5 separate regions of the Homo sapiens genome follow, and all the other regions are linked to region 5. A link is a loop called in an ENCODE intact Hi-C map of the cell type or tissue named here. Cell type or tissue: ascending aorta. All regions are shown on one strand. Each heading gives the region's core, and the rest is flanking DNA. Links, peaks and the distances in the headings are about the cores only. Region 1 overlaps LOC105377519 (a long non-coding RNA gene). Region 2 holds the start of CPE (carboxypeptidase E). Region 3 has its middle 18 kb from the start of TMEM192. Region 4 overlaps MSMO1 (methylsterol monooxygenase 1). Region 5 overlaps CPE (carboxypeptidase E).

The links. A loop is a pair of places that touch in the nucleus more often than their neighbours do. Peaks named below come from ENCODE experiments on the same cell type or tissue, not always from the same donor. Only the 100,000 strongest peaks of a DNase experiment are listed, where the experiment ranks them.
Region 1: it touches region 5 in a loop (8-fold over the local background); 80 of 110 quality-filtered maps call a loop at or near these places.
Region 2: it touches region 5 in a loop (4-fold over the local background); 31 of 110 quality-filtered maps call a loop at or near these places.
Region 3: a loop joins it to region 5, with 12 times the contacts of the local background. A loop is called at or near these places in 104 of 110 quality-filtered maps.
Region 4: a loop joins it to region 5, with 2.7 times the contacts of the local background. A loop is called at or near these places in 7 of 110 quality-filtered maps.

What each region holds. Positions count from the first base shown.
Region 1 is chr4:165,352,107-165,358,409 of GRCh38, forward strand. LOC105377519 (a long non-coding RNA gene) reads left to right here. Exons shown (of 3, transcript XR_939416.2): 2 at 1-32. Among named protein-coding and RNA genes, the nearest start is that of CPE, 24 kb to the right of the region's middle. RefSeq lists an enhancer at 1-541. In ascending aorta, for the core only: a CTCF peak has its summit at 4,016 (motif pointing right); no DNase peak of the experiment used is centred there.
Region 2 is chr4:165,375,648-165,381,950 of GRCh38, forward strand. It overlaps CPE (carboxypeptidase E), which reads left to right and starts at 3,361. Exons shown (of 9, transcript NM_001873.4): 1 at 3,361-3,881. The coding sequence starts at 3,575. RefSeq lists a silencer at 3,394-3,653 and an enhancer at 5,133-5,677. In ascending aorta, for the core only: a CTCF peak has its summit at 3,367; DNase peaks (open chromatin) are centred at 3,384, 3,914 and 4,204; H3K4me3 peaks cover 2,903 bases; H3K27ac peaks cover 2,925 bases.
Region 3 is chr4:165,127,900-165,134,202 of GRCh38, forward strand. No RefSeq gene overlaps it. Among named protein-coding and RNA genes, the nearest start is that of TMEM192, 18 kb to the left of the region's middle. In ascending aorta, for the core only: a CTCF peak has its summit at 3,516; a DNase peak (open chromatin) is centred at 3,502.
Region 4 is chr4:165,333,677-165,339,979 of GRCh38, forward strand. MSMO1 (methylsterol monooxygenase 1) reads left to right here. Exons shown (of 6, transcript NM_006745.5): 3 at 4,113-4,261; 4 at 4,976-5,102. Among named protein-coding and RNA genes, the nearest start is that of MSMO1, 9.2 kb to the left of the region's middle. In ascending aorta, for the core only: no CTCF peak of the experiment used is centred there; no DNase peak of the experiment used is centred there.
Region 5 is chr4:165,461,131-165,467,433 of GRCh38, forward strand. It overlaps CPE (carboxypeptidase E), which reads left to right. Exons shown (of 9, transcript NM_001873.4): 2 at 3,260-3,456. Among named protein-coding and RNA genes, the nearest start is that of MIR578, 78 kb to the left of the region's middle. In ascending aorta, for the core only: CTCF peaks have their summits at 1,102, 3,850 (motif pointing left) and 4,052; no DNase peak of the experiment used is centred there; H3K4me3 peaks cover 16 bases; H3K27ac peaks cover 1,222 bases.

The sequences.
Region 1 (6,303 bases), core at 892-5,891, 110 kb before region 5:
TTCAAAGGGTCTGTGGATTCTCAGCTTTCCAGGTATGTTCCTGCGGTATTTCTCAGAGCAGAAGTTCATGATGTGCGTCTCCACAGGCTGCTCTGTCCATCCAAGCGGGAGCTGCAAGCTAGTCCTGCTTCCTATTCACCATCTTAATACATTCTTATTACTCAATAAAATACTTTTGATATACATTTAACAGAGAAAGTGAAAGTCTTACACAATGAAAACTACAAATATTGTTGAAAGAAATTAAAGCAGATCTAAGTAAATGCAAAGACATTTTTATGGATGAGAAAACTTAATATTGTGAAGATGACAATACTTCCCAAATTTATCTGCAAATTCAATGCAATCTCTATCAAAATCCAAGCTGCCTTTTTGTAGCAAATTACAAGCCAACCTTAAAATATATATGGAAATTCAGTAGACTCAAAATAGTCAAAACAATCTTGAAAAAGAAGAACAATTTAGAAGACTCATATTTCCCAATTTCAAAACTTACTACAAAGTTACAGTAAGCAGACAGCGTGGTTTTGGCATAAGGGTAGACATATAAAAATGGCGTAGGTTTGAACTTCAGATGTAAACCCTGATAGTGATGGCAATAGATTTTAACAGTGTTCCAAGATAATTTAAGGAGTAAAGAACAGTATTTTCAACAAATAGTGAAGGAACAACTGGACATCTACATGCAAAAGGATGACATTATAGATCTACCTCACTCCATACACAAAAAAGTAACTCAGATGATAGCACTAAATGTAAAAGCAAAATTGATAACCCTCTTAGAAGGAAGTGAAGGAGTTGCCTTGGATTAGCAATGATCCCTTATTTATGACCCCAAAAATACAAGCAACAAAATAAAATGATGAATACAATGGACTATGTGAAGAATTTTGTGCTGCAAATGATACCATCAAGAAACTGAAGACAATACACAGAATGGGAGAAAATATTTGCACATCCTATATCTGATAAAGAATTTGTGTCCATAATATATAAAGAACTCAAACTCAATAATAACAACAAGAGATAACCCAATTCTCAGCAAACTAACACAGGAACAGAAAACCAAACACCACATGCTCTCACTCATAAGTGGGAGCTGAAGAATGAGAAAACATGGACACAGAGAGGGGAACATCACACACTGGGGCCTGTTGGGGGGTTGGGGAACAAGGGGAGGGAGAGCATTAGGACAAAGACCTAATGCATGCGGTGCTTAAAACCTAGATGATGGGTTGATAGGTGCAGCAAACCACCATGGCGCATATATACTTATGTAACAAACCTGCACATTCTGCACATGTATCTCAGAGCTTAAAGTAAAACTTAAAAAAAAAAAAAGATTTGAATAGACATTTCTCCAAAGAAAATATACAAACAGCCAGCCAGGCACAGTGGCTCACGCCTATAATCCCAGAACTTTGGGAGGCTGAGGCAGGTGGATCACAAGGTCAGGAGATCGAGACCAGCCTGGCCAATATGGTGAAACCCCATCTCTACTAAAAATACAAAAAGTTAGCTGGGTGTGGTGGCAGGCACCTGTAGTCCCAGCTACTCAGGAGGCTGAGGCAGGAGAATTGCTTGAACCCAGGAGGTGGAGATTGCAGTAAGCCAAGATTGTGCCACTGCACTCCAGCCTGGGCAACAGAGCGAGACTCCATCTCAAAAAAAAAAAGAAAATATACAAACAGCCAACAGCCAATATGTACATTAAAAGTTGCTCAACATCATTACTCTTTAGGGAAACACAAGCCCAAACCACAATGAGATGTTACTTCACACCCATGATAATGGCTGTAATATAAAAGATAAGCAATAGCAAGTGTTGGAAAGGATGTGGGGAAGTTGGAACCTTTCTATGTTGCTGGCGGGAATGTTAGATGGTGCAGCTGCTTTGAAATGAGTTTGGCGGTTCATCAAAATATTAAACATAGAGTTACCATAGGACCCAGCAATTCCACTCCTAGGTATATACCCAAGAGAAATGAAAATGTATGTGAACACAAAAATTGTACATGAATGTTCATAGTAGCATTATTCATAATAGCAACAAGAGGAAACACTCCAAATGTCTATCATCTAATCCAGTGGTCCCCAATCTTTTTGGCCCCAGGGACCGGTTTCATGGCAGACAATTTTTTCACAGACGGGGTGGGGGTTGGTGGTTTTGGGATGAAACTGTTCCACCTCAGATCATCAGACATTAGATTTTCATAAGGAGCACACAACCTAGATCCCTTGCATGTGCAGTTCACAGTAGGGTTTGCGCTCCTGTGAGACTCTAATGCCACCACTGATCTGACAGGAGGTGCAGCGCAGGTGGTAATGCTCACTCACCCACCACTCACCTCCTGCTGTGTGACCTGGTTCCTAACAGGCCATGATGGGTACTGGTCCACAGCCCGGGGATTGGGAACCCTTGAACTAATGAATGAATTAAAAAATATGGAATACTCATACAATGGCATGTCATTCAGCCATAAAATGAATACAGTACTGATTCATGCTACAGCACGAATGACCCTTGAATATACTATGAGAAAGAAGTCAGTCACAAAAGACCATATATTATATATATGATACCATTTATATAAATTATTCAAAAGAGATAAATTTATAGGCACAGAAAGTGGATTTGCGGTTGCTTAGGGCTGGGGGTTGGGGCTTAGGAGGGAAGAATAGGGACTGACTGCTTATCCACTAGCAGGTTTCTTTTAGGGGAGCTAAACATGTTCTAAAATTAGATTGTGGTGATGGTGGCATGGCCCTATGAATATACTAAAAGACATTGAATTGTATACTTTAAAAGGGCAAATTGCATGGTACATGAATTATTCCTCAATAAAGCTGTTTAAAAAACAAAAAGGCAAACAGTTAGCAGTGTATTAGTTTGTTAGGGCTGCCATAACAATAAGCAACAACCTGGATGGCTTAAACAAGAGAAATGTATCGTCTCACAGTTCTGGAAGCCAAAAGTGAGATCAAGGTGTCAGCAGGGTTAGCTCCTTCTCAAGTCTCTGAGGGAAAATCTTTTTCATGCCTCCCTCCTAGCTTCTATATTTCTTTTTCCATTCCTTTTTTTTTTTTTTTTTTTGAGAAAGAGTTTTGCTCTTGTTGCCCAGGCTGGAGTGCAATGGCATGATCTCCGTTCACTGAAATCTCTGCCTCCTGGTTTCAAGTGATTCTCCTGCCTCAGCCTCCTGAGTAGCTGGGATTACAGGCGCCTGCCACCATGCCCAGCTAATTTTTATAGTTTTAGGAGAGATGGGGTTACATCATGATGGCCAGGCTGGTCTCAAACTCCTGACTTCAGGTGATTCACCCACCTTGGCCTCCCAAAGGGTTGGGATTACAGGCATGAGCCACTGCGCCCGGCCCCTCTTAGCTTCTAATAGTTTGCTGGCATGCCTTTTGCATTTCTTGGCTTGTAGATGCATTACCCCGGTCTCTGCCTTCATGTTCACACCGTATTCTCTCTATGTCTATCTTTCTTTGTGTCCTGATTTCCCATTTTCATAAAAACAACAGTCATATTGACCCACCCGTATTACCTCATCTTAACTCGATCATTTGCAAAGGTCCCTTTTCCAAATAAGATCACATTCACAGAGAGTGGGGGTTGGAGTTAGGACTTCAACATCGTTTTGGGAGACACGATTCAGCCTATAACAAACAATATGGACATGATTTCCTTAATTGTAAGATCAGAGATGCTAGAATAATGCTTACTTACAAATAGCTCATCCCATTCTCTAAGACTGTAATACAGAAGGAAGATTTTTTTTTCTATCTCTTCTTAGCTTGAACACTTATCTGGAAGGCAATGTGATTTTCTGAGACAGGCAAAGACATTGCATAATAATTCTGTGTCCTCAATGACCTTAAAAGTCATTTAGTTTAGTTATCTACTCAGAGTTTGAATCTCCTTCCTGTGACAGACAGACTATTTTTTTTTTTTAAGGGGGCTGTGAGCTGAGACCACTGGAGAGCAAATTCAGCATTTGGCAATAGTTCACTCACCAGCTGGTGGCAGTATTTTGCTTGAAGCTGTGAGGCCCGAAGACTGAGCACAGGAACTACTTAGACCTCAGTGTGGAGTCAAACTCTGCCATTTACTGTGTGACTTACTTGTGTGCCCTTAGACACGTCACTCAAGTGAATCTCTGTTTCCTTGTACATAAAATGGGAATAATGATGCTCCTCTTGCAAACTTTTAAGAATGAAACACAGCCATAAAGAAAAACACACCAAACAGCAGAGTGCCCAACTCATATCAGAAACAACAGCAACAAAAAACCAACAAATTTTTAAAAAAGCAAATGATGCTTAATTTTCTGAATTACTTAATTAGTATTTTAAAAATAGACTGCCAGCCAGTTGGACCCAAGAATATGGAAAATCTGAGAACCAGTGCAGATCTTTTTCACTGGAAACTATTATTTTCCCATGCACACACTGATTATTACAGGTTTGCCAATTTTTTTCCTGTAAAATGTGATGGGTAGATATATGCAATATATAAAAATAATTTGATATAACTACCAAATATATGTTTAAACTTAAAATATCCATTAGTTCACAGTATACAACTTTTAATGGTTGTGTTAAGAACAAAAACTTTTACATTTTTTCAATTTGGGAATTTTACATTAAAATGATTTTTATCAGCTATTTTATCAGTTTTTTCTGATTTTCATTCAAATGAATAATCTCTTATCATGTAACATCTGTTATAACACCTCAAAAACAAGAGTGATTTTCCTGCTGTGAGGAGTGCTGTGCTGGATGGAAAGCATAAATAACCCGGGACTAAGTGGTTCAGCTGACTTTTCCCCCCAGACAATTTAGGTTACCCAAATGAATGATCTTTTCATGGTTTTGTTTTTTCATTCTATTCCAGTTTATTTTTACCTTTTTTTTTTTTTTTTTTTTTTGAGAGAGTGTCACTCTGTCACCCAGGCTGGAGTCCAGTGGTGTGGTCTTGGCTCACTACAACCTCTGCCTCTTGGGTTCAAGTGATTCTTCTGCCTCAGCCTCCTGAGTAGCTGGGATTACAGCATGTGCCACCATACCCAGATAATTTCTGTATTTTTAGTAGAGACAGGGTTTCCCCACATTGGCCAGGCTGATCTCGAATTCCTGACATCAAGTGATCTGCCTGCCTCTGCCTCCCAAAGCTCTGGGATTACAGGCTTGAGCCACCATCTCCGGTCTATTTTTACCATTTAATCAAGGGTTTTCTCTAGCCATCCCTGGGTTCTGCACAAAACTCACATATTAGAAAGCGTTCCTCAGACAAGACTATGAAGACTAAGAATTATTCTCGAATGTGCTAGTTCAGGGCAGTGGGGATGAGCAACAGGATGGCAACAGTATTCTGAGAACTGGCTATTGAGAAAATTCCTTTTTAATAGGGCAGCATGCCTGCTTTACAGCTTTCATTCTTTACTGAAGAGTCCCAGACTAAGAAATCAGCAGTGATTAACATCTAATCCTGGCCACCGGGTGTTAGGGGAAAGTGGTTGTCCTTCAGAAACAAGGAGCCAATTAGAAATAAGTCATGAAGCATTTTCTTGGTCTTACTGAAATAGTGAATCTCCTTCCCTCCCTCCCTCCCTCCCTGCCTCTCTCCTTCTTCCCTTCCCTTTTTTGAAAGAGAGTCTTGCTCTGTCACCCAGGCTGGAGTGCAGTGGCGTGGTCTTGGCTCACTGCAACCTCTGCCTCTTGGTTTCAAGTGATTCTTCTGCCTCAGCCTCCCGAGTAGCTGGGATTACAGGCATTGCCTTCCCTTCCCTTCCCTTCCCTTCCCTTCCCTTCCCTTCCCTTCCCTTCCCTTCCCTTCCCTTCCCTTCTTATTTAAGCCATTTAAATTTAGTTTAGTTGCAATAAACCAAGTCTAATTCATCTACTCAGGACTTCGAAGTCAGTACTGTTGCATTCCAGGTTTCTTTGGTTACAACCTGTATCTCCATATAAACTGGCAGGAGTAGGTAGTGGTGATGGGTTCTTCATCAAGCCCAGCAACATTGCTCTCATACCTGCATTAAGCCACAACCATCAACTGTTTCCCGCAATTATGGAAGGAGTTGCAGCTTAATGAGTGTAGATTTTGAGCAAGTTATTTTTGAATTGTTGAGGTTCGACTTAAATAGCAGCATATCAGATGTCAACTGAGGAGCATAGCTTGATCTCTAAGAATTTATGTATTCATTCATTCAATCAATAATATTTACTTAGTTTTCCATTATGTGTCAAATGCTGCTAGGTGCTAGGGTACACTAGGGGCCTTGAGAGACAAGATTC
Region 2 (6,303 bases), core at 524-5,523, 86 kb before region 5:
TCAGAGATGGAGCCCTCTTGAGGCTCAGGTGGGGCTGAGATCTGCCCCTGCCCACCCACATGGTTGTTGACAGACCTCAGTTCTTAACTGAATGCTAGACCGAGGATGTCAGTTTCTCTCAGGCTGTTTGCCAGATGCCTCAGTTCCTTGCTATATAAGCCTCTCCACAATATGGCAGACAACTTCCCCAAGACAAGCGATGGAGTGATGGGGGACTGGGGGAAGGAAAGGAGGGAGAGAGAGAGGGAGAGGGGGAGGAGAGAGCGCACACACAAGCATGAGAGAGCAATTAAGATGGGAGCTGCAGTCTTTTTAATAACCTAATTTTGGAAGATCATCTCATTACTTTTGCTGTGTTATGTTCATGAGAAAACCACTAAGTCCTGCCTACACTCAGATGGAAGAAATTAAGTTTCATCACTTGCAAAGGAGGAGTATAAAGAATTGTCCCATCACAACACTATATGATGTCATGCTACTGCATATCTCTTCCTAACACTGTATTCAGTGATACAACATTGGTAGTTTGAAATCAGCCATGGTGGGAATATTTAAACCATGGAAATTAGCAAACATTCTAAGTCAGACTTTTCCCCCCAGACAGCTGACATTTACCAGCACACATCAGGATGAATATAGAGCTATGTGTTCACAAAATTTTTATGAAGTAGACGAATTTTAGGAAGGGCTTTGAAAGAAGGAAATAAAATATTATTGATAAAGAAAAAGATAGTTTCTTAATTTAAAGATAATAGAGGTGAAGCAAGAAGTGGAGGGAGACCTAGGGAGTTTAAATATGCTCTTATGGATGCCTATAATGACATGAAGAAAAAGCAGCTCTTTCTTTCTCTTTTTGTTTCTTGTGTGTGCATGTGTGCACATGATTTGAAATGGAGATTGCATACTAAATTTAACTATGTGTACACACATTAAAGACTTGGCATACAAGATTTTTCTTTAATCCAGCAATCAGGATGGGTATATAATCTTTTACATAATTGCCTATGAAGCCACAAACAAGTAATCCATACGCCAGTAAAGTTGATACAGCTGACCTATACCTAAAATAGCTCAGAAATTCAAAGACCAAATTTTAGTTCATTTGAACTGATGCCTTGGTGTATGTAGTACGACCAATAATATGTGAGGAGTGCCACCATTTATCAAATGAGCAGGAATTCACTTCAAAAAGAAAATTTCCAGAATCATAGCATTTTAGGTCTGAAAGAGACAGTGGGAAACCTACAGTACATTATTTCTCAAAATGTCTTTGTCAATCAAACATCAACATCAGAAATGACTGGTCTTCTTTTTAAAACCTAGAAGCTTGTTAATACCTGAAACCCACCCCAGACCTGATGAATTCATAGGGGCTTAAGAATCTGCACATTCTATAAACTCTCTACATGATTCTGTTGCAAGCAAACGTTAGAGAGTGAAAAATCCAAACCTTTTATTTTATAGATTAGGGAAACAAACAACTAAGCTGTAAAAGAGAACCCCCTGCCCAACAAGTGAGACCACATAGTAGGCATGATTTTACACATTACAATTTTTTTTTCTCCAAAATAAAATTTTTTAAATCCAGCAATCAGGGTGGATATATAATCTTTTGTATAATTGCCTATGAAGCCACAAACAAGTAATACATATGCCAGTAAAGTTGGTACAGCTGACCTACACCTAAAAATAGCCCAGAAATTCAAAGACCAAGTTTTCATTCCAAAATTTTTTATTTTGGAGAAAATAGAACGCATATCCTTTGTTCAAAGAGACAGCTAAGGAACAACACAGGACTTCAATGAAAAATATGTTGTTTATGTGTGTAGTTACTAGTCAGTATGCCCCACCTAGCCACAAATTAGTGTGGTTACTCTAAATTGCTAACATGAAAATCTTAACCTCCTACTTCTGAAGTTATTTGGTTTTAGCTACTCAATTTTTTTTTCTAGGCTTCCAAGGTTGCTGTTTTGGGCATGGTTTTAGAAATATAATTATAAGTTTGATTTCAAACTTCTGGACCATGTAATCAAGCACAGACTGGTCATAGTGGAAAATATACAATTTTTAGCTCTGCCTACATTGACAAAAAAAAAAATGGCTGGATCCACATCAATTCAACTTGAGTGCCATGTGTTTACAGTGACAGTTTCTCCCCGAAAACGCAAAAAAAAAAAAAAAAAAAAAAAGAAGATCCATGCTGCTGTAGTATATGTACATAGGGGTGTTTAAAGCCAGCCCCTCCAGCAGCACCTTACCAACCATGTCTGTGCTTTTATTTATTGATCCAATAAGATGACTTAAATATCTAACTCCTTTTCCACGTAAAAGTTTTTATTATGTGCAATGCATTGTTAAACAGGTGAAGAATGAACAAGTTTAGAAAAACAAAGAAGCTTAACATGGAAAATTACCCGCATGGTGTCCACTTTTCCTGCTCGGTTGCAATACCCAATGGATTATTTATTAATTTAGATTTGTGCTGTCCCTGAATCCAAACAGCAGCCTCTTTAGAGTAACATCTGCTCCAGACATTGCTCCAGGAATATAAATCCCGACTAAGGGGTGGATATTTAAAGCTGTAAATGATTTTTTATTTTTACAATAGCTTTGCAAAAGGAACGGAGGTGTCATGTCATCATCAGAGTTTTCTTAACAGGATTTAATCTTAATGCCAAACTAAATCCTTTGTCTAAAGCATCAGCAGAGTTGTACTTATTTTCCCCATAGTATTAAAGAGGAGGGCTGGTGCAGGCACAGCCATATGACATTGCCTTATTTATTTTGTCTGTTTGTTTTCTGGAAGAATCTAGGAATGTGCATAAATACAATTAAGGACAGTATCTACAAATTGGAAGAAAGCATTTCTATTCTCTTAAACCTCTAAATCAAAGCACTTAATGTTCTGATTTCCAGCAAGACCTTCTAATAAATGAAAACCCAACCCTTGGGTTTGTGTTTTGACTCTTGATACAATTATGAAAGACGCATCAGGAGATGGCAAGTGGCTGCCAGTACTTCCTTTTTTCTGGAATATTCTCTAATTCTTGGTGGATCAAGATGGAAACTGGTAGGCTTGGAATAGATGTCCCTTTAAAAGGCTCCACTAACAATACAAGAATATTTTTTCCATACGCAGTGACGTGGGTGGGTCATGGGTGTCTCAATGACAGTAACGTTCCCGAACCCCGGACCTTAGCTGTCATTTCACCTGCGTCGTCCCGGACGCCATTTGGCTGTTGACGTGGTTCCGAGCCAGCAAATAACGCCAGCAGCCCTCCCAGATCCACGCCGGCCCGTCTCTCCGCCGGCCCCCTCCTCGCAGTGGTTTCTCCTGCAGCTCCCCTGGGCTCCGCGGCCAGTAGTGCAGCCCGTGGAGCCGCGGCTTTGCCCGTCTCCTCTGGGTGGCCCCAGTGCGCGGGCTGACACTCATTCAGCCGGGGAAGGTGAGGCGAGTAGAGGCTGGTGCGGAACTTGCCGCCCCCAGCAGCGCCGGCGGGCTAAGCCCAGGGCCGGGCAGACAAAAGAGGCCGCCCGCGTAGGAAGGCACGGCCGGCGGCGGCGGAGCGCAGCGATGGCCGGGCGAGGGGGCAGCGCGCTGCTGGCTCTGTGCGGGGCACTGGCTGCCTGCGGGTGGCTCCTGGGCGCCGAAGCCCAGGAGCCCGGGGCGCCCGCGGCGGGCATGAGGCGGCGCCGGCGGCTGCAGCAAGAGGACGGCATCTCCTTCGAGTACCACCGCTACCCCGAGCTGCGCGAGGCGCTCGTGTCCGTGTGGCTGCAGTGCACCGCCATCAGCAGGATTTACACGGTGGGGCGCAGCTTCGAGGGCCGGGAGCTCCTGGTCATCGAGCTGTCCGACAACCCTGGCGTCCATGAGCCTGGTAAGGGCGCTGCCCCCTGACAGCCCTGGGGGCATCCCGGAGGGGGGCGGCAGAGGGTGGGACTGGTGGCGGTGGGGGAAGGAGGGAGGGATGGGCCCAGGGGTGCCTCTTGGTAAAAGGTATCTAAGGTGGAAGGTGGGAAGTGGAGGGAGGGATGGAAATGGGGAAGAACCCGACTTAGAGCGCCAGTGGCCCAATTTCTGCTTTCCCGTCCCATCCCCCCAGCACCAATCCCATCTCCCCAGACCTTAGGCCACCCTCTAGTAAGTATAGGCTTGGGAGGCTGGGGTGGCGGGGGATGGGGGGGATAGCAATACAGAAAAAACAAATCCTGACGCACGCAACCCCAGCGGTCGCTCTCACTTTGCTGTGTGAAAAACCCAAAGGAATGATTGCGAGTCCCCCGCAAGGGGGGTTGGTCTTCCTTGCTGACAAGAGTAGAAAGATAAGGTGCAGAAGGCAGTGATTGAGAGGAAAGGAGAACGAGGGAGAAAGAGTCATTTATCATGTTTTCTCTAATTTCCAGAGGACCAGTTTATTGGCTCTGTGTACCCATCTCTACCTGTGTGTGTATACGTATTAGGTACACTCGCTGCTGTGGATGCTTGGGGAATCTTAGGGATATTGCCAATCTGGGGTGGTGGTGTATAAAGATACGTTGGTGCCCCTCCTCCTACCAGGGTGAAAAGTGGTTTCTGACTTTTGAAACCAGATTTTGAAACTGCACAAGGCCTTTCCAAGGAAAAAGGAGTATTCCATTTTCTCTGCTATAACCATTTGAGATGAATAGTTTGTGATGGGGTCTTTATTCCAACTGATGTTCCCAAATAACCATCTGTATTCGTCTTTCCTAGGAGTATATTAAAGCACCTTTTGGTTTATGTTAATTGTGATGCATTTAGTATTAATAAAGAGGTATTTAAAAATGTTCTTGGGACTTTTTTCGTTATGTTTCTGCTTAGGAAATAATTTGGGCCTGGTCTTCTGATAATCAAGGTACAGCTAAAGTAATCTGTGCTAATAATATCAGCATGGGATGGATGCTTAATTTTTGTTTAATGACAAAGCAAGCAAGAAAAGTAGGCTAAAAATTCTCAGTGCAGGGCCAGTATAGTTTTATAATGATACGTAAGAACCAAACTGAGAAGAGATTAAAATAAGTGATCAATAGACATTTTGATCTTCAAATATATAGTAGGTGGGTTGATCAAGAATAAATCTTCAGGAAATATTTCTTACCTTCAAATAATATAAGAAAAAAAGGTTCATGTAAGTTTGCTGTCAAAATTCTAAGATCAGATCCTAGAAAACATTTAATATTAACTACTCTTATCTACCAGGATTCAGCATGTAGGATTGGACATTTTGAAACTTAGTTTCATACTGTTATCTGAAGACAGGGAAAAATTTAAAATGTGATAACTGATTTTCAGCTAAATCCAATAACCAAAGCCAAGATATCCTAGGCACAGTTAAAGCTAATGTAAGTATTTGTGAGTCTCCTGCTGCTTACTTAATGAGAACCCTTTGTTACTCTATTTTGTAGATTGATCCCAGAGTTTTTTGCGTTGTTACTTCAAGAGATTATATGAAAGCTAATGTTTAACTTTTTGTTGTTTCAAATTTGGAAATAAAATTTTAAAGTGATATTACAGTTAGAATGTGATATGCTTTAGAAAATGAAAACAATGATTTCTTTGCTTAAGTATCTGGAATATATAGTTCATCAAGGTTTGCAAATCCTTCTTTTAGATTGCAAGCTGTATGAAGTGGGGACCCTGATTCCAGCACCCAGCTCATGTTTGGCACACAGCGGGCTTGAATATACATTATGAAATAATCTACATTATGGAAAAATACTGAATATGCAGTGTGGAAAAAATGAATCCATCAATAGCTGCATAACACAGTGTATTAAAATAAAATGTTTTATTCTTCATACATTCAAAATACGTTGATTGAATTCCTCTTACAGAGACAAACTCGGAAGTGTTGTACAATATGTACTTTACAATTCCTTTTTAAATGAAGGAGACTCTAAGTCTATGGTATTACTAATAGAATACAAAATGTCTGTGTCCCTTATATTTTTAAAAGTAGAAATAAACTATTATAAACCAACACTAACAAAAGTACAAGGTGATATCCCCCTCCATCACCTTTTATGAGCGTCAAGGAGGTTAGAGATCTTCAGGAAACTAGTAAATATAGAGATCTGATCAGTATACAAGTTTGATGGTGCTTGTGTGAATTAACTTTAAGGAAGTTTGGAAAAAGGAAAATGTTCACCATTCTTAAATGGCCTTTCAGTTTCTTTTAGGTTAAACTATTTTAAGAAGTAAAAAGGAATACTTATTCTGAGGTACAAGTGGGCTCATTCAGTGTTTTTTTTGAGCACCTGTATACTCAAGGTGGACCAGGC
Region 3 (6,303 bases), core at 757-5,756, 330 kb before region 5:
ACTGACTAGTGAAGTAACAATCATAAATTCTTTGAAAGCATTTTTTCAGTCAGGCATGGTGGCTCACACCTGTAATCCCAGCACTTTGGGAGGCTGAGGCGGGCGGATCACCTGAGGTCGGGAGTTTGAGAACAGCCCGACCAACATGGTGAAACCCCATCTCTACTAAAAATATAAAATTAGCCAGATGTGGTGGTGGGCGCCTGTAATTCCAGCTACTCAGGAGGCCGAGGCAGGAAAACTGCTTGAACCCGGGAGGCAGAGGATGCAGTGAGCTGAGATCATGCCATTGTACTCCAGCCTGGGCAACACAAGTGAAACTCCGTATCAAAATAAGAAAGTATTTTTTCTCATACGTTACACATTTTTAACTGATGTTTATCTTTTAATGAGAAATCAACAGTGTTTAAGCTAGAGATTCAGAGTTTACATGGTCTAAAAGAAGACCTTTAAAACTTTAAGAGTTTTTCTCATCTATTTAAACCCTAGTTTGCAACATTTTTTCTGTCTGGCCCCTAATAATAATTATTTCCTGCAATCACCAAGACTTTCATCATTCTGCCTCATCCCCCTCAACCAAACTGTAGATACTCTAAGGTGTAACCCATCACGCACAACCCAGCATTGAACACACAACGAATGGTGTTGAATTGGACTCAAAGAAAAACAAGGGAAAAGGTGTAAAAATAAGATACTAATGGAAGATAGGAAGTGAAATCAAACAAAGCAAGAAGGATAGTTTAGAAAGAGAGATATGGCCAGATGCAGTGACTCACACTTGCAATCACAATGCTTTGGGAGGCCAAGGCAAGAGGACTGCTTGAGGCCAGGAGTTTGAGACCAGCCTTGTCAACATAGTGAGACTCTGTCTCTACAAAACATTTTTTAAAGTTAGTTGGATGTGGTGGCTGTTACTGTAGTCCTAGCTACTCGGGAGGCTGAGGTGGGAGGATCTCTTGAGCCTAGGAGTCTGAAGTTTGCAGTGATTTATGATTGTGTCACCACACTACAGCCTAGGCGACAGAGCAAGACCCTGTCTCTAATAATACATAAATACATAAATAGGAGAGAGAGAGAAAGAAAGAGACAGATGGAAAGAAGAGGTGTGGAGGAACAGTGAGGAGAAGGCTGAGGGGCAGTGAAGGGCCAGCACTCATGGTCTTCATGAGTTAGATCAATATGTCCACAGGAGGATCTGTGTGAAACACCAACAGGGCTGGTAGGAAAATGAACAGCGCAGCATGCCCAAGGCAAGGCAGGGGAGGACAAGCCACATCCTCAAACATCCATGCTGACAGTGAGTGGCACGCTGATTCCAGGAGGTGAGCATGTGGCCACGTGGGTGATGGGCTCCTGTCATGTTACTAGAGCACCAATAGCAGTGGATTCATATTTGAGCAGGTTTGCTCTGGTTCTTGTCAGAGCCTTGCCACTTTACTCCCATAACACCCCTGGGTCTGTGGATGATTTCCCATCCATGGCACAAGCATTCAATCCCAACAGCAATCTCCGAATTTCATAAATCATCTAGAGGGAAGAGAGAAAAACAGCTTCTCAGGCCACTACTTGATGGTATACCTCGAGCCTGAGATGATAAGCAAAACAGAAAGTTTTCACCCCAAATTTTAGGGTCCGAATAAAGAAGTCCTTTTTAAGCCAGATGCAGTGGATCACACCTGTAATCCCAGTGCTTTGAGAGGCCAAGCACTTTGAGAGTCTGAAGCGGGACAATCACTTGAGGCCAGGAGTTTGAGACCAGAGTAGGCAACATAGTGAGATCTCATCTCTTAAAAAGAACAACAAAAAATGTAAATCCTTTTCAGAATGTCTACAGAACATACTTTCTTTGATCCCAAATTATATGATATAGATATCTCTGCTTTCCATCTCTAAATGCTTGGACATCACTTATTATTTTAGGGGGTCCTTTTATTCTGAGCACATTTGCCCATAATGGCCTCTCTTTCTCCCAGAGACGATGTGGTATCAGGGAAACAGCATGGAGTCAGAAAACTTAGCTTGAGTCCCAGCTCCTATAACTTACTCCTCTGAGCCTCACTTTCCTTATCTGTACAATGGACAAAATGAGACTTATCTCAAAAGGTGATGGTAAGGATTAAATCCCTTACTCTAGGAACTCATGAAATTTTACCTTCCTTCCTGTCTCCAACCCTCCCACTTCTGCATATTGTAAACCACAGAAGAGAAGAGGTCGGGCAAACACAGTTCTCTCTGTGGGTATCCACCACAGCACTGCATGTAATTAAATACTTGATAAGTGCTTTTTGATTAAGTTCAGCAGCATCATAGCAGGCAAAAAGCACCTTGCTCAATCGCTCTGATTAGATGTTTTTCCTTGGCAGAGGCTCAGATGGCACCAATGCTAAATTCAGAGTGTTGTTTTGGCAAATCATATAACGATGCTTCAATTCATTTTTCCCCAAGATAATCCTCTCTCTTTTAGTTTTTTGTTTTTCTAATTTTGGGAGGATAATTCTCACACCTGTCTTACAGCTCTGCTTCTGTGCCTCTGGACAGTCAGATGTCTTGAATTTGAGGGCCTTTGGTCAATAACATAGTTATGGAACATAGAAACAGGGAAGTGTTGAAGCTGGGGTTAGTCAGAGAGCCTGAAGAAGTAGTGTGTCACTCATTACTGTCACCTGCCACCTCACAGGACAGGAAGAGAGGGGCAGCTATGAAGGTGAGGCTTTCAGAAGGAACCAAGATGGTAGCTGTGATCTTCTCGCCCTTCTCCCTTCCCTAATTTCCACAGGAAACAGTTTACACCAGGTATTTGTAGATTCTGTAGGATTTTCTGAGAACTTGGGCCTTTCCTGGTGGCTTAACTTTTTTTATTTATTAATTTTTTTTATTTCTGAGAGAGAGACAGAGAGTGTCTCACTCTGTTGCCCAGACTTCAGTGATCTTGGCTCACTGCAATCTTGACTTCTTGGGCTCAAGTCATCTTTCTACCTCAGTCTCCTGAGTAGCTGGGACTACAGGCATGCACCACCATGCATGGCTGATTTTTAAATTTTTTATAGGGAGTCTCACTGTGTTGCCCAGTGTGGTCTTGAACTCCTGGGTTCAAGCGATCTTCCCACCTCAGCCTCCCGAGTAGTTGGGAATACAGGCGTGTGCTACCATGTCTGGCTAATGCTTATCTTTTGTTACCTGAGCAGGCCCTGGACGACCTATACCCTTTTCCCCAAGTAGATTATCAAAATGTTTATTTCAAGCAAGCTCAGAGATGTCCCTAGGAGAAAGTATTCTGTGGCATGAAACTTTCTCCATCTCTTTGCCCCTTCCTTCTCCTCTGCTCCACACCACATCCCCTGCACCACTCTAGCAGCTGCTTCCTAGAGTAAGCAATGAGGTTTGGGCAGGATGCAATGCCCGTCCCTATGCTTTTGGGGGCTGCAAACTATCTAGAAGCCTTAGGAGCTGACTTACCTCATGCTAGCTGAACAGCTTGATTGTGAGGTCCCCCAAACCATGTTTGCATTCAGAGGTGCAGTTCTCAGACTTCCCACTGGGTAGCGCTGTTTCTCTTTTTTTGCTTTAGCTATTTGTCAGAGGGAGACAGCAGACTGTCACCTTTTCTCATCAAATAGGACAAATATTTAGTGTTTCTGGCTAAACACTTGGAGATAGATGTTCATGTTTCCTTTTAGTGACATATTGGAAAAGGCTTTATAGCGGATACGAAAGAAGCGAAGTGAGGTATTATTTGAATAGCACTTAGTATGTTTCAGGTATTGTGCTAGGAGGTTGATATATCTAAACATCCAAAGACTGAATTTAAAATATGAGACCTCGACTAATATACCTCAACTATCATCATCATCGTCGTCGTCCTCCTCCTCCTTCTCCTCCCTAATGCCAGATCTTTGAGTGCAACATGAAGCTTTTGCTGTATACCTGTATACAGTCCTCTTTAGGCAGGGAATAGGAGAATGAAGCCACATTGCATAACCAAAATTCTTTAACTGTGAATTTGAAAAGAGACATTCTAGGTGCCTTTATTTTCTCTTTCTCAAGAAGGAGAGCAGGGAAAGGATATTAATATTTATTAAATACCTACATGCCCACCATATATCAGATATTATGCTGCTGCTTTATAAAGGTTATCTCATTAAGCAATGGCTCACGCCTGTAATCCCAACACTTTGGGAGGCCAAGGCAGGTGGATCACTTGAGGTCAGGAGTTCGAGATCAGCCCGGCCAAATGGCGAAATCCCGTCTCTGCCAAAAAATACAAAAATTAGCCGGGCATGGTGGTGGGCGCCTGTAATCCCAGCTACTCGGTAGGCTGACGCAGGAGAATTGCCTGAACCTGGGAGGTGGAGGTTGCAGTGAGCTGAGATTGTGCCATTGCACTCCAGCCTGGGCAACAGAGTGAGACTTTGTTTCAAAAACAACAACAACAACAAGAAAGCAGGTGTTTCTGGTGGGAAATAGTTTTTCTGTTTTCTGAAATTATTTTAAAATTACAAGATTGGGAAACTCAAATAAGATTGCTGTGTTGTCAAAAAAATTGATGTTATATGTTCACGCTTTTTAAAACCATTTCCTTTAATATTGCCTTTATAGAAATGTTAGATCACTGGAAATTTTAAACTAAATGGGAGGCAACAATAAAACTGTTTCATTGCAGAGTTTGAGTCAGTTCATCTAATTTTTCAGCAGATATCATATTCAGTGAGTCTGCAGATTTTAGGGAGTTTCGTTTTTTGCTCCAAGGAAAGAGATTAAATGACCTTTACATGCTTACATAACAGCATAATAGAGATAGGAGAATAATTTCTCTTTTTTTTTTTGAAATGAAAGTTATTGCTTTATTTGTTTTTGTAGTACTATAACATTTTAAGCTTCGCCAATATGGAAAATAAATAATTTTCTGAGCTACCTTTCACTGCTACATCTGAGAATTCTGTGCTCAATTCCTACCTACACTGTGAAGGAATCATTTCATTTGGTTCTCTGCTTTAGGTTTTCTTCAGCCTATCAACAGAAGGTTAAGGAGGGAGTGAAACTTGTTTCCTCAAGAGAGTCTGTCTGATTATCGGAATATTTCCTTCTCCTCCACTATTTTCATGCTAAATTTGGGCACCTGACAAACTTGAGGGTATCTAACGCCTGGTTACAGATATCCCTAGCAATTCAGATGACCTTTTCAAGTACCTACTCCTATTAACTCAATAACAGTGATGAAATCAACCAGAAACAAAGTCCCTTAGAATATAGGTATTGTAAATATTCTAATTTTGCTTCAGCTATTTATGAAACAACTTTTAAGATTTCCTGCCATCTGTTTCTAAAAGGGGAAGGAAAGGGAAATGATTTGCAAGCATTTGAAACATGGTGTCTATATTTAGATTTTGGTTTAATCTCACATTTCTGCAGTATCTTTAGTTGGGGAAGGAAGGCTTAGTTAGTTAGTGTTGCTCCAATTCGTTAGGACATTTCCTCATGGTATTGGAGGAACATGGGATGATTCAGTTTCATGAATCAAGGATTTTTGAGTTCCTCTTGTTTGCGAGGCATCATGCTAGACATCTTCTAGTGTATTGGTATGTTCATTTGCTAGGGTTGCCATTAGAAACTACCAAAGACTGGGTGGCTTACACAACAGAAATGGATTTTTCTACAGTTCTAAAAGTTGGAAGTTTGAGATCAAGGGGATGGCAGAGTTGATTTCTTCTTATTCTTTTCTTGGTTTACAGATGGCGTCTTCTGTCTTCACATGATCTGTGTTTGCAAATGTCTGGGCACAAACACTCTCTTCTTATAAGGATGCCAGTTATATTGGGTTAGGACACACCCTAAAGACCTCATTTTAGCTTTTTTTTTTTTTTTTTTTTGAAACAGAGTCTCACTCTTACTTCATCACACAGGCTGGAGTGCAGTGGCACGATCTTGGCTCACTGCAGCCTTCACTTCCCAGGTTCAAGTGATTTCCATACCTCAGCCACCCAAGTAACTGGGATTACAGGTGCGCACCACCACACTCGGTTAACTTTGTTTAGTATTTTTAGTAGAGATGGGGTTTCACCATGTTGTCCAGTCTGGTCTGAAACTTCTGACCTCAAGGGATCCACCCACCCCGGCCTCCCAAAGTGCTGGTATTGCAGGCGTGAGACACCACACCCAGACTATTTCAGTTTATTCTTTATGAAGTAGATGCTATTACTATTCTTATTTTACAGATAAGAAACTGAGGCTCAGAGAAGTTACATAGGTCTCACATATAAGTGTGTGACAGAACAGTCAGTTAGTCTAACTTCAACAAATACATGT
Region 4 (6,303 bases), core at 771-5,770, 130 kb before region 5:
TTTAAAAGTACATAGGGCTTTGTTTTGTGAGGCTAAAGCAGTGATATCCAATAGAAATATGAAGCCACGTATGTAATTTTAAATTTTCTAGTAGAATACATAGAAAAGGTAAAAAGAAATAAGGAAATTAATTTCATAATGTGTATCATTTAGCTCAATAAATGTAAACTATCGCTGGGTGCAGGGTCCATGCCTGTAATTCCAGCACTTTGGGAGGCCAAGGCAGGAGGATTGCTTGAGGCCAGGAGTTCAAGACCATCCTGGGAAACATAGCAAGACCCTGTCTCTACAAAAAAGATACAAAAATACCCAGGCATGGTGATGTAAGTCCTAGCTACTTATGAGGCTGAAGCAGAAAGATTGCAGCACTATACTCTAGCATAGGCGACAGAGTGAGACCTTGTCTCAAAAAAAATAAGAAATAAATGTAAATTATTATTTCAATCAGTAATCAAATTCTAAAAAATACTTAATGAGATATTTAATAAGTCTTTGCAATTCCGTGTGTATTTTACATTAATTTTAGTCTATCTCAATTTAGACTAGCCATGTTTAAAGTGTTTGGAAGCCACATGTTACTAGTTGCTCCTGAATTGAGCAACACAGTCCTAGGTCATTATTGATAACATTTCAAGAATACTTTGTTAAATTGGGCTTTAAGTAGATGTGATGGTTATCTAACTTAAGTTTATGAATTTTAATGTTTAAGCTAGCTGGAAAGGAAAGGTGTGGTGATTTGCGCATATTTTGCAGTTCACCCCAACTCTATGTTCCAGTAAATCTAAGGGACTGTTAATACACTACGACCTTGATCAGGGCTATTCAAGTTTTTTTTCCCTAAATATATGGTAGGTAGTTCTGCAGCATTCGTATCATCCCAAATAAGGAGGTGATGCTCCTCGTTTCTGGATATTTGCTTCATTGCACTAAATGTTGAGAGGTCGCTATGTACATGACAAGGTGAAATCTCATATGTAGCCTGTGAGCTTGACGTGAGAATTTGGAGTAGCTTATTAGAAAGATGAATTATTTGTTAGAATTTGTAAGCTGATGATAGTTTCTAGTGTTTGCTGTTTACTTTTCATAAAAAGTCATTCCAAACTAAAACTCAGGGGCACACAGTCTTGGTAGAAAGTAGACCATTGAGAGTATTCATCTATGGAAAGTAATTTACATTCACTTAGTACAATTGGCCCTCCATATCCATGGGTTGTTGTATCCATGGATCCAACCAACTGCAGATCAGAAATATTCAGGGGAAAAAAATTGTGTCTACACTGAACATGTACAGTCTTTTTTTTCCTTGTCATTATTCAAAATGACAACTATTTATAGAGCATTTGCATTTTATTAAGTATTATAAGTGCTGTAGAGATGATTTAAAGTATACGAGAGGATTCGTGTAGGTTATGTCAAATACTATGTCATTTTATATCAGGCACTTGAGCATCTTCAGATCTTGGTATTTGCAGAAAGTCCCAGAACCAATCCTCAAAAGATACCAAAGGACAACTGTATATATTTTGGATGGCAGTCTGTACACATTCTCTGTTATCATTCTGTTAGTTTCACAGCCTCTCCCAGAGTCTCACTTTAAGCAGGTATTAATATTAGTCCTCTCTGGGGATAATGCAGGGGTCAGATGACTGTGGACTCCAGGCCAAAGGAGAAAAGAGCAAAGGGTAAAGGCGAAGGAAATAAAAAATAGGAGGGCCAAAGGAGAGTACTCTGTGACCCTCAATTAAGGTCACAGAAGCTCCAAAGTGCTTTTTAGGAAAGCAGCTGCTTTGAAAGGCAGAATTAAGTTTGGACGTCTAAGTTCTAATGCACCTTTAGGGTGATTGTGGCTGCCGTGTTTCACCCAGTGATTTATTTATAGGGCTTATTCATTGTAATTCATTGTATGGCTGGCCAGGCAAAAGCATCCTTTTTCTCCTTCACTGCAGTTTGTAACTGACTCACTGGTTAGAAGTAGTAACCTTTGCAGAGAGACAAAGGACTTTCTCAGGCAAGGGTATATGAGCAGCTTTAAAATATAATGTGGCAAAGGAAAGAATAAGCTGTAGTCTAGTTGGTCAGAGCTAGTTGTTTATGAACAGATTGTAAGGCTGGATAATTTGACTTCAAGTCTGTACTCAGCAAGTCTTTATGTTTCATAACCATTAAAGTCCATGCTTTGAGCATTTTTGATAAAAAATGTGATTTTAAACCAGGACTAGTTTTCACAAGTTAAAGGAGTTTTAAAAGAAACCAAAATATTGGTACAAATTAATTACAGGTTTATGCATTTCGAAGGCAGATACCCTGATTAACATTGAGGGTATCAATTGTTTAAGATAAAATATTTGAGAATTATATTTAACATATGCAATAAATGTTTTTATTCTTAAAATTGTCGAAAAGAATAGAAGAAGTTGGTGGTGGTGATGAAATAGTACTAAAGACTTTCTGCTTTCAAACAGAACAGACAACTGGAGAGCTAATGCACATCCTTGCTAGTTAGGCGAAAATTTCACAGGAATGAAAAAGTAAAGCAGACTTTGCAGGATCTATTTCTTTAAAAAAAAAAAAAACATACATCTTAGTAATTCTCCAAAAATTTTCCTCAAAGATAAATGTACTAAAAATATTATTTCTGAAGTTTGTGGCCCTTGTAAAGGTATTCCTTTATATTAAGTACAGTTATGCATAAAGAAAGTAAAATATGGTAAACTTTCATATTGCACTAGGTATGAATTTGTATTGCTAACTGTCTTTGTAACTAATTTATGTATACTGTAAATGGTATAGCATGTGATTTTATTATAGTTGATTAACTTTGTAATTTCTGTAACTGCATCGATATCCCAGTCTACCTGGAAAATTAAGTCTATTAACCATAGTTGCTGTAGGAGACAGTACTATTGCCAACTGAAGCCTGAATCCTTCATTTATTTTGTCCCCAATTACAGAGTGGAGGTTTAGAGGAGTGGGGTTAGATAATGCTCAGATTAGAAATACAAAGGCAGCTGTCAGATCCTCCCATTTTATTGTTGAAGAAACTGAGTTGTAAACATCACAAGAGCTAGTTAACTGGTGAGTAGCAGCCCTGGTATTAGAGCACAAGTCTCTGGATTGATTCTTAGTTCAGTGCTTTTCCTATTTTTGTCAGGAAGATAACCCTTAAAGAATTTCAAGAACAGAGCTGGATCTGGAGACCTAGATTTTAGTTAGTCCAACTTCTGCTAATAACTGCGTGTGTGACCCTGCCCAAGCTGGTTGACCTCTTTGGGCTTCTGCTGATGCGCAGTAGTTCCCGTACTTTGGATATCGTGGTTCAATTAAAAGAGTTTTGTTGGCGGATACCTGAATTTTTCAGCAGTGACATTTAAAACAAAGCAATAACTGATATTTATTGTCACCATCGTTTTGTTAAGCCCAAAGCACTTTTTTAAGTGCAGTCCTATAAATTGAATACATTTAGTTAGTGTTTGTTTTGTTTTGCTTTGTTTTTTATAATGACTTGCTAAGCAAATGGGTATCCTGATGAGGTCTTAACGAACATCCCATGTTGATCTAACTTTTCTCATTTTGACTTGAATCTGTGAACTCCATAATCAGGACATATCTGTGTACTTCTCAACTCAGAGAGTTTATAATTCTGTCATTGGATTTGAACAAAAGTGCATTTATTTGTTGGAATGAATACCACTGAGTGCCTGGAAGCATCGACTTACTGTGTAAAAGGCTTCCAATGCTTCGTATACAACTTCTTCAATTGTGGACACCCAACAGTAATCTTAGCATATTATATTTCTTCTTCTCTGAAACTTCTGGTAAAAGAAGTGAAGTGAATGATCTGTGGCAGCAAAGACTGGAGAATTATTCATTCCATAGTGTTTCTTAGTTTGTTTGAGATCATCATGGCTAGGCGCATCTGTTAACAGTTTCTTCACCTGAAGTAGTGATAGTAGTTGTCAAGAATTTAGAAGGCAAAGATTCCTGAGTCTTAGTTATATAAAGTTAACATAACTGACGTAGAATTAAGGTCCAACATAAACAGAGAACAAATTAGGTCAAGTTAAACTCTGATAGCAGAGACTAATATTAGATATTGTGATTTTTCTTCGTAGGATAAGCCAGAGACATGGGAAAACCAATGGAAGTGTTTCAAAGTTCTTCTCTTTAATCACTTCTGTATCCAGCTGCCTTTGATTTGTGGAACCTATTATTTTACAGAGTATTTCAATATTCCTTATGATTGGGAAAGAATGCCAAGATGGTACGTAGATAAAAATTTGGCTTTTACACCCAATTGTGGCTTATTCAGTTAAGTTATACTTAATGTTTACCCGTTTTCTTAATTTTAGTTAATGTTTGTTCTAAACTTTGGAAGTAAATAAATAGTAGAAAAGTAAACCACAGTAAAATCTTAAAATGTTTCCATTTTTACATCTTTTAAATATTTTATTGGAAGGTGAGCTTCTAGTATCAGAAGTTTCCATAACGTCTTTTGTATGTTTATATACATGTATAAGTGCTTATGTTGACAAAAATATATTACATTTTAATTTTAAAATGAATGAAATATATGAGAATCATTTATGAGGTTTATAGAAATTGTGTTTACATGAACAAAAATATGTATGTGTATATATATATATATATATATATACACACATATATATATACACACACATATATATACTCATGCGTCACTTAACGGATATCTCTTGAGAAAAGTGTCATGAGGCAAGTTGTGTGAACATTGTAATGAAATGAAATTGGTCTAATGGGCAGTCTCTTTAACCTTATATCAAGTTATGTAGCTGTATCTGGTGGTTTTGAGAATTTATTTATGAATATATCCAATTAGGTCAACCTGGTAAGTGGGTGGGTGGTTTTATGTAATGTCTCAAGCAGTGATCCCAACTAAAAGTCTGGATAGTTTAAGTAAAAATTATTTCTTACACATTACAACATTTTTATCTTAAAGGTATTTTCTTTTGGCAAGATGCTTTGGTTGTGCAGTCATTGAAGATACTTGGCACTATTTTCTGCATAGACTCTTACACCACAAAAGAATATACAAGTATATTCATAAAGTTCATCATGAGTTTCAGGTATGTGAGAGTTATATTTAATTCTTTCTGTTAGAGGCAAAATGTCTATTTTAATTGCCTGAGCATTTTTCTAAAATTGTTGGTGACGTTTTTATTTTCTTTTCCTTTGGCATGATTATTAAGAACAATACACACACATACAAACAAGCCATTTCTACACATTGTTTTCATTATTTAAATTTCATGGTAAATTGAGATCTGAAAGAAAAATATTATATGAAAGTTCGGACTTCCATCCTTGTGGACAGTGCTACACTGGCACAGCTAGATCCTCACATTGCTAACTCCCACAAAAACAGTAACTTCTATGAGCACTGCTTTTTTTTTTTTTTTTTTTTTTTTTGAGATAGAGTTTTGCTCTTGTTGCCCAGGCTGGACTGCAATGGCATGATCTCAGCTCACTGCAACCTTCACCTCCTGGGTTCAAGCAATTCTCCTGCCTCAGCCTTTCAGGTAGCTGGGATTACAGGCATGCGTCACCACGCGTGGCTAATTTTGTATTTTTAGTAGAGACAGGATTTCACTATGTTGGTCAGGCTGGTCTCGAACTCCTGACCTCAGGTGATCCACCCGCCTTGGACTCGCAAAGTGCTGGGATTACAGGCGTGAGCCACCATGCCCGGCCAATTAGAATTGCTTTGATGTAGCTTTGTCAACTGGTTATGTGAGTATGTTTTGCATTGACCGTGATTACATGGTGTGCCAAATCAAGCCTCTCTTTATTAGAAGAACAAATATAAATACTTAAGTCAAAATTAGAGTTCAAGTCAATTATTTAATGCCTTTATCTTAAACCATCAAAGACAGCAAGATTTTATATCCCTAGACTTTTGATGTGGAGTAAGGTATTTTTATTGAGAATTGCTAGTATTATTTATAAGTGTATGACTAGATAAATCATCACTACATATAGAATCAATATAACTTTGTAAAACTTTATGCATAAATAGGATATATATATTAGTGAAGTCTCCAGTGAAGCAGAATCATTGGGGTATATATATGCAGAGAGAGATTTATTTTAAGGAATCAGCTCATGCAAGTGTGCGGCTGTCAAGTCTGAAATCTGTAAAGCAGGCTACAGACTAGAAATCCAGGTAAGAATTGTTGCAGCCTTGGGTCCAAATTCCATGGAGCAGCAAGTTGGAAACTCAGGCAGGGTTTCAGTGTTGCAGTCTCGAGAATCCTTCTTCAGGAAACC
Region 5 (6,303 bases), core at 1,047-6,046:
CACTCTAGCCTGGGTGACAGAGTGAGCCTCTGCCTCAAAAAAAAAAAAAAAAAAAAAGAAAGAAAGAAAAGAAAAGAAAAATAACAAAGGAACTGTGGACTTAGACTAAAGCTACTCCAAGGAAGCTGTATTTAGCCATACTTAGAAGGCTGTGCGGATAAAATATGTGAATATGTGAAGCAGAGAGCATTATAGGGACGAGCCTCGTGGCTGAAAGAAGGATGGCTGAAACACAGGAGGGAAAGGCTGGTGCCTTGAGAGGCACCACGCCAAACCACATGGAGGTTCAAGATCTCGTAGAGAATTTTGGTCTTTATCATGAAAGCAAAGGGGAAGTTACTGATGGGTTCTTTGGTGGAGGTGACCTGAGGAGGGTTGCGTTTTAAAAAGAAAGCTTTGGCCTTGGGAGGGAAAAGAGCTGGAGAGAGGCCAGAGGGGTGGGAGGAATATCCCAGTTTGGAACCTTGAAGCAGTTTAGTTACATATCCAACATTCCTTCACCGTTGCCTCACTCCTGAACATTGTCCATTGCATGTCTGAGTCTTCTTCCAGACTCTACATTCCTTCAGTTTAGGAATGCTGACATATTTGCTTTTGGATCCCATGTAGTGTCTGACCCTGGGATTTGCATGTATGTCCAACAAATGCTGTATTTAAACAATGTGGCTGTTCCGCATCTCACAAGTCATGTTAGTTGGCTTAAAGGAGCATAGCTCTTCTGTATTCTAGTGATAACATTATATAGTGATCTAAGTTATTCCTGAGGACAGAAGGAGTTAGAGATACACTTGCCTTTTCTTTTGCTATCATATGTGCCTTGCATTTTATTTCCGTACATTAGTATCTTCAATATAATGACCTTTGTTGTCCTGTCTTCATGTCAACCTAAAGCATTGTTATTGTCATTAGTGTTACTACCGCCTCACAAATACATAGATATATTGGGGGAGATTTTTCCTGAGAGAAATCTGCAGATTTGAAGAGAAACCATGTCATACATTTTCTGAGTCTGAAAATCAGGAGTTGCAAACATAAATGAGTAAAGCAGCAGTAGGGAATGGCGCAGCCTGTGGCAGAACTAGGGGGAGCATGCTCTATCCCAAAGCATTCACATTCGAACACAAAATATACTGTGCTAGCTAAACCAGACATCTGGGGGCAAGTGTGGCTTAGTGACTATGGGTTTGTTGTTTCTTCTTTAATTGATTAAAAAAAGATTTAAACACAGAGAAGTTATAAAAATTTTCAGTGTAATTAGGGGTTGTGGGCCAAGCTTTATTGAGTGACATGAAGCTTCAAAGTTGTTTTGGGGAAGGGAGCAGGACCAAAATGCCTTCTTAGTGCAACTTTTTCAAAAAAACTTGTGAAGCCAGCTTCTAATATTCCCCTGGCTACTTGCTCTCTCTCTCTAATGGGCTGCAGCAGTTTCTCCTGTGCCTCAATCAAATGAATACATCACATAAATGAGGGTATAAACTGCATGAGTTTACAGAAAGGAAGAAGGTTATTATTACCTTTGAAATCAGAAGCCAAGAAAACATCTCTTCTCACACCTCCTCATCTCTTCTCTTACTTTCTGGGCAAGTCCCTAGGGGTAATTTTATTAGAGACTCTCCCTCAAAGTAAAAACTGAGGGGGGTATAAATAGCCCCGATCCTGCTCCCACCTGATCCTTAGATTAAGATTAGCATAAGCTCAGGCTGAGAGGTCACCACAAGGTCATAGTTTTCTGGGGTGAATAGTCACTTAATTCAGAAACTCAGGAATCTCATGCAAAGAATGCTTAGTTAACATATTTCCAGGAGAAAAATAATTCTAATTTGCTTTCTTATACCAAGAACCAGCAGTCTTAGTGATTTTGTAAATGCAGAAATTGGGCCCGTGGGATGGATGAAGCAGAAACGAGCAGAACAACAGGATTAATTGAGATCACTTTGCTGCTACGTTCTGCAATTTCATTACTACTCCTAAAACGCAATGGAGAGTCTCACAAACAGGCAACAGTGACTTTTGTTAGTATTCTGAGCCCTTCAGCAAAGTATATCCTCTTTGGGCTGATTTATACCATAAGGATAATAAAAATACATGCCTTACACATTTTAGTGGGCTGTTGTGAAGAGAAAATTAGATTATGTATGGCAAGGAACTTCACAATGACAAGATAATGTCATGTAATAATAATATTAAAGAAAATTATAGGAAACATATAGCACTTGCTATTTGTCAGGCACTGTTCTAAGCATTTACATTCATTATTTTATTTAGTTCTTATAATAACCTTCCGTATGGGCTAGAATCTATTGTTATCTCTAATTTTTAGATGGAAAAACAGAGCCACAGAGAACTGAAGTAACTTGCCCAAGCCTAGACAGTAAGAATTGGTGCTAGGATTTGAATCCATGCAGTCTGGCCCCTCTCAATCACTATGATTTAGGAATAAAAACAAAAAAACAAAAACATAGACGTTTAAGTAAACCAGAAGACTAGCATTTGAATCCTGGCTTCCCAGGCCATGTAACTATGGAGACAGTCTTCTTAAGCAGTCTGAATTTCAGTTTGTTTATCTGCAAAATGAAGTTGGATAATAATACTTATTTTTAGATGTTTGGTCAGGATTAAATAAGAAAACATGCAAAGCACAGTGTTTAATAGGAGGCACGTAGTGTGTTATTATTATTAGTTATTGTGGGTGAGATGGTATATTAGTCTTGTCAGACTGCCATAGCAAAATATCCACAGACTGGCTGGCTTAAACAACAGAAATTAATTTTCTCACAGGCCTGGAGGCTAGAAGTTCAAGATCAAGGTGGCAGCAGGGGTGGTTTCTGGTGAGGCCTCTCCTCCTGGCTGCCGCCTTCTCACTGTGCTCTCACATGGTCTTTCCTCTGTGCAGAGGAGAGAAAGAGGGCTCTGGTGTCTCTTCCTCTTTTTATAAAGATGACAGTCCTATTGGATCAGAGCTCCACACTTATAACTTAATTTAACCCTAATTACCTCCTTAATACAGTCACATTGGATGTTAGACCTTCAACATACTAATTTTGGGTGAATACAGTTCAGTCCATAACAGGTGGGTAGCTGGGAGGCGAGGAATAGAAGGATAGAAGGGGTATTTTAATGTCTACGGTAGATTTTTTTTTAAGGCATCGCTGCTGGAGGAAAAAACCCATCAGATATTCATAATACATTTGTAGGTATACAATATATTTGGCTCTGTATGTCATAGAAAACATCTCCATGCTATCTATTAATCTTTTAGGTGAGCCTGAATTTAAATACATTGGGAATATGCATGGGAATGAGGCTGTTGGACGAGAACTGCTCATTTTCTTGGCCCAGTACCTATGCAACGAATACCAGAAGGGGAACGAGACAATTGTCAACCTGATCCACAGTACCCGCATTCACATCATGCCTTCCCTGAACCCAGATGGCTTTGAGAAGGCAGCGTCTCAGGTGAGTGCCAGGCAGCTCAGATCAGGCGTGCTTTCTTCATTTTCTGTATGTTTGTACATACATGTTTATCTAAAAATTATGCCCTCGCACAAAGCTTACAGATGGTGCAGTGGAGGGCATAAGTGATGCATTCATTATTCAACTCACCAGTAAGAAAATAGTTTAGAATGAAAGGGATTATGGGTGAGTTTTTCCAGTGAAGACTGCAAATCAGAAATTGTGTTAAGAAGTTAATGTTCTAATAGTGTTCTGTTTTATGTTTTTCAATAAATTATTCATCCATTTTTGTGACTAGGTAAGTTTTGTTTTAAAAATCTACAAATATAAAAAATATCTACTGCCTTTTGTTGAAGAGTAACGCCATGGGTGTATGTGGATGAGCCAGTGTCACAGCGCCCTCTACTGAATTTAAGGAAGAAATACTTTTGGCCGGAATAATGTTTTACTGATGTTTACTTGGTTTTTACATACGCTGAGTAAAGTTAAAAAACAAGCGAAAACCCTACCTCTTAACTAAAAATAATTTAATATATCTTCGCTGTTAGATGAACTGGAAAGTAATGCCTTTTTAAGAGAAGATATATGGTGTGTGTTCCTATTTTATTGGACGGGGCGGGGGACATTATATTTGCTGTTTTCTACAGTTTAAAATAATTTTCTTAGTCTATGGGAACATGGGAACACATTCAAGTTAATATTTAGCATGTTTATCTACAGCTAAAAAATCCAATGACATAGTTTGACATTGTAAGAAACCCAGCCAATTTCTGTAAATAAATATAAAATTGATACGATTTCTAAAGTTATGAGAGAAAAATTCTAGTAATATATAAAATTAAATTATTTAATATTTTAAGGTAATATTCAGAATTTTTAGACACATGGGCAACAGATTATCATTGCTGTTTTCTGTCTTATAGATTTTTATCCCTCACAGTCTAAGGTATCTAAACTTCCATGACTTAAAATATGTGGGAAATATATCTATATCATGTGATATAATTTAACAGTAAAACAAGAAAATTCACATTATAAAATGAAACAAATATACCGAAAATTTATTAGTTTTCCAGATTGTACCATTAGTTAAATGAAGAGTTTAAACGGGAGAGAAATTCCTCAAATCATAAAGCCCTAGAACTTTTGTTCTAGGTTCATATTTTTTCATGAAGACTATAAGAGGGAGACATGTTATTAGTCTATAACGCATGTTAAATTCATTTTAAGCTTCTAATCTTTAGTTATTCTTCTAAATATTTAAAAAATAGGTTGCTGTGATTTACAGAGGCAATGAATATTTTACTTAAATCTAATTATAGAATGATATGCTTTGAAATAGGTCATTTATAACTAGTGAATATATATTGTGAAATTTGATAAATATCTCTTTATATTATTAACATTTAAAATATTATTCATCGAACATATTTTCAAAATACTTATGACAAGTACAGTGATGCATCTCTTAATAATGGGGAAGCATTCTGAGAAATGCAATGTTGGGTGATTTTGTCATTTTGTGAACATTCTAGAGTGCACCTACATAAACCTGCATGGTGTAGCCTACTACACACCTAGGCTATGTGATATAGCCCATGGTTCCTAGGCTACAAGTCTGTACAGCATGTTACTGTACTGAATACTGTAGGCAACTGCAACACACTAGTAACTATTTGTGTATCTAAACATAGAAAAGGTACAGTGAAAATACAGCATAAAAGATAAAAACAGTACCTTTGGACAGGGCTTTTACCATGAATGGAGCCAGAAGTTGCTCTGGGTGAGTCAATGAGTGAGTGGTGAGTGAATGTGAAGGCCTAGGACATTACTGTACACTACTATAGAATTTATAAACACTGTACACTCAGGTTACACTAAATTTATAAAAACTATTTTTCTTCCTGCAGTAATAAATTAAACTTACCTTACTGTAACTTTCTTTTTTTTTTGAGATGGAGTCTCACTCTGTCACCAGGATGGAGTGCAATGGCATGATCTCGGCTCACTGCACACTCCGACTCCCTGGTTCAAGCTATTTTCCTGCCTCAGCCTCCCAAGTAGCTGGGATTACAGGCACGTGCCATCATGCCCAGCTAATTTTTTATATTTTTATTAGAGACGGGGTTTCATCATGTTGGCCAGGATGGTCTTGATCTCCTGACCTCATGATCCACCCACCTTGGCCTCTCAAAGTGCTGGGATTACAGGCGTGAGCCACTGCACCTGGCCACCTTACTGTAACTTTTTTACTTTATAAACTTTTAAACTTTAAAAACCTTTTGGACTCTTTGTAATAACACTTAGATTGAAACACACAACACATTGTACAGCTGTCCAAAAATCTTTTCTGTCTTTATATCTTTATTCTACAAGCTTTTTTCTATTTTTAAAACTTTTTTAAAGCATTTTAATGGTTTCTTAGTTTTTCAAATGTTTTGTTAAATATAAGACACAGGCTGTGTGCAGCAGCTTATATCTATAATCCCAGTGCTTTGGGAGGCCCAGAGGAGAAGATTGCTTAAGGCCAGGAGTTTGAGACCAGCCTGAGCAACATAGCGAGACCCTGTCTTTACCAAAAATAAAAAACTTAGCCTAGCATGATTGTGCACATGTGTAGTCCCAGTGCTTTGGGAGGCCAAGGAGGGAGGATCACTTGAACCCAGGAGTTTGAGGTTACAGTTAGCTGTGATTATGCCACTGCACCCAAGCCTGGGCAACAGAGTGAGACCCTGTCTCTTAGAAAAAAGAAAAAGAAACTAAGACACAAACACACATATCGGCCTAGGCCTACACAGGGTCAGGATCATCAAAATGTCACTAGGCAATAGGAATTTTTCACCTCCATTA